2 separate regions of the Homo sapiens genome follow, and region 1 is linked to region 2. A link is a contact called in ENCODE Hi-C data. All regions are on one chromosome and are shown on one strand. The core of a region is the stretch at or near the end of the contact, and the rest is flanking DNA. Distances in the headings are between cores, read along the strand shown. Region 1 has its middle 56 kb from the start of LINC01307. Region 2 holds the start of FRRS1 (ferric chelate reductase 1).

Evidence for each region. Hi-C counts contacts between places; a loop is a spot of excess contacts on that map. Pooled maps may share reads with other maps.
Region 1: a loop to region 2 is called in a pooled map, with 2.8 times the contacts of the local background. The contact joins the enhancer-like site here to the promoter of FRRS1 in region 2. A Hi-C loop is called at or near these places in 2 of 50 pooled maps.

The regions. Positions count from the first base shown.
Region 1 is chr1:101,378,803-101,381,503 of GRCh38, forward strand. No RefSeq gene overlaps it. Among named protein-coding and RNA genes, the nearest start is that of LINC01307, 56 kb to the left of the region's middle. Within about 2 kb of position 1,254, at least 2 of the 41 ENCODE cell types and tissues checked have a DNase peak (open chromatin) inside an H3K27ac peak, as active enhancers do.
Region 2 is chr1:99,765,364-99,768,303 of GRCh38, forward strand. FRRS1 (ferric chelate reductase 1) reads right to left here and starts at 1,272. Exons shown (of 17, transcript NM_001361041.2): 1 at 1,244-1,272.

The DNA.
Region 1 (2,701 bases), core at 4-2,503, 1.6 Mb after region 2:
GGAGGGTCATTCAGTCAGATGGGGAGCTTAGAACTTTATTTTCGGTTAACATTCTCCCTCTTCTGGCCAAGATTTGCCAGAGGCAACATCAGTGATCAAACTTTTATTTTTGTCCCATAGCTGAACTCATGTCTTAATGATTACTTATATTAATCGCATGAGACTGGCCCTCTAGAAGCCCATTCTCTATCCCACTTAGAATGGGGCACCAACACTGCTTCTCTAGATTTCATAAGCAATGCTAGCTAGCTTCTGTGCCAAATTGCCAGTTGTTTCAAGTAATGGAAATAGTTAGTAGGTACGTTCTTGGGAATGGGGAGTCCCCTACGGGTTGGGGGTAGGGAGTGAGGCTGTCAGTTACATGAAGACAGGGCAGAGGACACAAGGATACAGGACATAACAGACACACAGGAAGTGAATGAATGCATTTAAGTGTTTGGTGGCCAAAGTAGGGCAAGGAGAGAACTAATGAGGGCAAATAGAAAAGAAATGGCTTCTGTTTCTGTATCTTGACTTGCTTCTCATCAGTTTGTAAATGGAGGTAGGTTGTAGAAAACACACACACACACACACACACACACACACACGAACACCAAGAGCAATGACTAAGAAGAAGGAGGGACAGAGTTTTGAGTTTGGAAGAGCATGCTGGGCACAGAATTTGAAGTAGTCAATCAATTAGCATTTCACATTTTGTAATTTAGAATCATACATACATATCTCCTGGTCTAACCCTCATAGAATATAGGATTTCTCCTGTATTAGTTTCCTATTGCTGCTAGAACAAATTACCACAACTTTTGTGGCTTGAAACAAGACAAATGTATCGTCTTACAGTTCTGGAAGTCAGAAGCTGAACATGGATCTTATAGACTAAAATCAAGGCATTAACAGAACTGCATTTCTTCTGGAAGCTCTTTGGGAGAATCTGTCTCTTTGCCTTTTTCAGCTTCCAGAGGCTGCTCTCAGGGCTTAGCTTGTGGCCCCCTTCCTCCATCTTCAAAGCAAATTACTCAATTTCTGCTTCTATCAGCCAATCTCCTACTCTGACTGGTTCTCTACTTCCTTCCCTTATACAGACCTCTTATATGGGCCCGCTCAAATAATCCAGGATAATCTCCCATCTCAAGATTCCTACCCTAATCATATCTGCAAAGTCCATTTTTTACATTTAAAGCAATGCATTTACATTTCTTGGTGTTTAAGACACAGACATATTTGGGGAGCCATAACTCATTCTGTCACACTTCCCTAAATCACCCTTTCCTGATGGTTAGGTGCACACCTCTTCCTGAGTACATTCTGAGGCAGCCCATTTCAATGTAAATGTTATCTGACTTTCTTTTGCTAGTTAAATGAATGACTGAGTGAGTAGAGGAAGCCACACGCTCTTTCTCTTTCTCTTTCTCTTCACTCATGGGTTGAAAGCGACCAGTAAGAAGTCAGACAAGAATAATTAGGAAAGTTTGCTAGGGTTTTTGTCATTACCTTGAGTCTTGACAGGCAGATCTCCAAGAGAACAGTAGCTTGGCTACCTACCCCCTAGTCAAAAGGGCCATGCAGGAATACAAATATACTCTTTTAGCTTCTGATGAAAGAACTGGGCATCATTATCCCTAAGGACAACATTGATTAATTGTAATGTATGCATAACTGCTTAGCCTATGTACAAATTCTTCCACTGTCATTGCAGGGTACAATACCAACATTGCCTTGAGCCAGTTCAGATAAACACCAATAAGAAGTAATGTATTTCTTCATTTACTTACTGCGGAATCAGTGGGTAGCCTCTTTCAACCCAAGGCTATCCATTTTCAAAGGGGAAATGGTACAATAAATGGAGGATCCCCATGGCTCAGACAAAGACTGTGTTCTTCTTCTTGATTATTTTTGTTATAGAGTTATGACTATTCAAACAATTCTAGAAAGCTCTTTCCTGTTGGCAATATCTCCAGGTAGCTCTCTCATTAAGCCCATTCAGTTCAGTGCTCTGATGTGTAAGACATCATACAGTATAAAATTGTCCCATGCAAAATCTACTTTCCCCTAAATATGTATTGTTGACTTGGCTAAAAACTTCTCATCAGACAGTGAACAGTGAAAAATACTTTACTCTTGCCATCTGCCCAATAAACAGAATCACACAGTGTGCTCAACTCCTCTAAGTGATCATTTAAGGTGACTCCTGCTATTAACACATATAGCCGCTGGGCATACTGACTCCACCCCCTGTTCTTGCTGCTCTGGCTGTGGCACCCCCCTATACCCGCTTTAGTTTGATGGTCCTTTTATGCCCATTCTTCCCAGTTCCCAACATTTTATTAATCATTATGTTTTAAAAGAAATCAGTTTCATTGGGTTATTATTTACATACAAATGCATATATCAGTGTAAACATCACTGCAATTAAGATGCGGAATATTTCCATTCCTATAAAAAGTTCCCTCCTCCGCTTTTGCAATTAATTATTTGCTACCCTCCTGCCCCAAGAAGTCTTCTGTTACTATAGATTAGTTTCCCTTTTCTAGAATTTCATATAGATGGAATCATACAGTATATATTATTTTGTGTAGGCTTTTGTTTTAAAATTTAGCATCATGTTTTTGAAATTCATTCATATGGTATATATCAATCGTTTCTTCTCTTTTATTGCTTAGAAGTGTTCCATGGTATGCATTTAACACATTTTGTGTGTCTGTTC
Region 2 (2,940 bases), core at 22-2,521:
GGCCGAGGCAGGCAGATGACCTGACGCTGGGAGTTCGAAACCAGACTGACCAACATGGAGAAACCCCGTTTCTACTAAAAATACAAAATTAGCCGGGTGTGGTGGTGCCTGCCTGTAATCCCAGCTACTCAGGAGGCTGAGGCAGGAGAATTGCTTGAACCCGGGAGGCAGAGGTTGCAGTGAGCCGAAATCCCGCCGTTGCACTCCAGCCTGGGCCACAAGAGCAACACTCCGTCTCGAAAATAATAAATAAATAGGCCAGACGCGGTGGCTCAAGCCTGTAATCCCAGCACTTTGGGAGGCGGAGGCGGGCATATCACGAGGTCAGGAGATAGAGACCATCCTTGCCAACACAGTGAAACCCCGTCTCTACTAAAAATACAAAAAATTAGCCGGGCGTGGTGGCGGGCGCCTGTAATCCCAGCAGTATACTCAGGAGGCTGAAGCAGAAGAATCGCTTGAACCCGGGAGGCGGAGCTTGCAGTGAGCCGAGATCGCGCCACTGCACTCCAGCCTGGCGGACAGAGCGAGACTCCGTCTCAAAAATAAATGAATAAATAAATAAATAAAAATAAAAAATAAAAATACAGAAGCAAATGAAAATATCTGAACTGAAAAGTTTAGCTATGTTAAGAAATATTCCTAATAACACATTTACAATTTGAAAAATCCCCTTTACCCTTTAGGGCAGTATGACAAGCACACACAAAAATAAGTGCAGTGATAACACCTTGCCACCCTGGAGTCTTTCTGAAATTTTAACGACACACCAGGGCTAGGGAGTGGGAGGGTAAGGGGACTAAAAGTTCTAGATAAAAAGCCACTTTAAAAACCAAATAAGGTTCTAAGTGACCCTGATATAGGTAACCATGCCACTAGCTTTAAATATAAAAAAAGAGTTCCTACAGTTTTAAATTTAAAATTAAAAACAAAAAAAAAACTCCTGCAAGAATAAAGTCAATGATTTTCAGGATCCCAAACACGTCTCTACTTATAACCACCCATATCTTGGAATTAAAGCTTGTTAGTCAAAGTCACAGGACATATTAACCTAACTCGTTAGTGAACACTCATTAGCTCAATTCAAGCTCCAGAACATAGTTTCGGAATACAGCACCCGTTCTGCCTGGCCGACTGCCCTGGTCAGCACAGGCACTCGCTCTCCAGTCTGTCGCTAAGCTGGATTTGATTTTTAACGCTTTACAAAGAGCTTTGACATTAAGGAAAAAGACGTGACACTTACCTTGAGAAGCGAAGGCAGCCTAACCAACTTCCGGTTTTGTTACAACTTGTATCACATTTCAGCAGCTGGGTGGAGCCAGTTAAGCCTTGAGCCAAAAGGGAACCTTTCCCAAACTAAGCTGCAGAACTTGATTTGCAAGACCAGTGCTAGTTTTAGGACTCCATTTCTGAAAACTTAGAATTCTGTTTTACACTAAGGAACAGTGTTTGCCAACTAGTACCTACTTCGCCACAAAAATTATAGTTTTTGTGTTTAATTGCAAAACTATTTGAAAATACCTGTTCTATAATAGTGCTAAGTAAAAGCAAATTAACTTTTAAAAAGTGGAAAAAGATCAGATTGCATAGAACCGAAACCTTTCTGCAGTGTGAATGATATAATGCAAAAGAAATCTTTTATTTTGCAAATTACCCCTGAAATTTAGGAGTTTTGTTTCTTTTTAAGCCTTTAATCTGTTTCACAAGACTCTTTTGCAAAAGAAAAATTTTAGGGCTAGGAAAAGACAATGTAATTGAATTTTTAACAATCTTTGTTTTTATTTTGTTTTTTGTTTTCCTGTTTTTTACTTTTTTTCTTCTCTTTAATGTAATTGAAAATATTAAACATTCCATTTCAGACCTTGAGTGACATTGTAATTGCCCAGTGGGTTCACCTTGCCCGCTGTCTAGACAGAGCCGATTTATCAAGACAGGGGAATCGCAATGGAGAAAGAGTAATTCACGCAGAGCTGGCTGTGCAGGAGACCGGAGTTTTTTGTTTTGTTTGTTTGTTTGTTTTGTTTTGTTTTGTTTTGAGACGGAGTCTCTGTCTGTGGCCCAGGCTGGAGTGCGGTGGCATGATCTCGGCTCACTGCAGCCTCCCCGTCCTAGGTTCAAGCGATTCTCCTGCCTCAGCCTCCCCAGTAGCTGGGACTACAGGCGCCCGCCACCACGCCCGGCTAATTTTTGTATTTTAGCAGAGACAGGGTTTCACCATGTTGGCCAGGCTAGTTTGGAACTCCTGACCTCAAGTGATTCCACCTGCCTCAGCCTCCCAAAGTGCTGAGATTACAGGCATAAGCCACCGCGCCCAGCCCGGAGTTCTATTATTACTCAACACAGTCTCCCCAGGATTCGGAGATCAGAATTTTTAAAGATAATTTGGCGGGTAGGGGCTTGGGAAGTGGGAGTGCTAATTGGTCAGATTGGAGATGGAATCATGGGGGGTCGACGTGAGGTTTTCTTGCTGTCTTCTGTTCCTGGGTGGGATGGCAGAACTGGGTGAGCCCAATTACCGGTCTGTGTGGCATCAGCTGATCCACCGAGTCCAGGCTCTGCAAAATATCTCAAGCACTGATCTTAGGTTTTACAATAGTGATGTTATCCCCAGGAGCAATTTGGGGAGGTTCAGACTCTTGGAGCCAGAGGCTGCATGACCCCTAAACCATAATTTCTAATCTTGTAGCTAATTTGTTGGTCCTGCAAAGGCAGACTGGTCCCCAGGCAAGAAGGGGGTCTATTCAGGAAAGGGCTACTACCAATTTTGTTTCAGAGTCAAAACATGAACTGGATTCCTTCCCAAAGTTAGTTTGGCATATGCCCAGGAATGAACAAGGACAGCTTAAAGATTAGAAGCAAGACAGAGCCAGTTAGGTCTGTTCTCATTCACTGCCATAATTTCCTCAGTTATAAAAGGCTTTGCAAAAAGCCTTTTTGCAA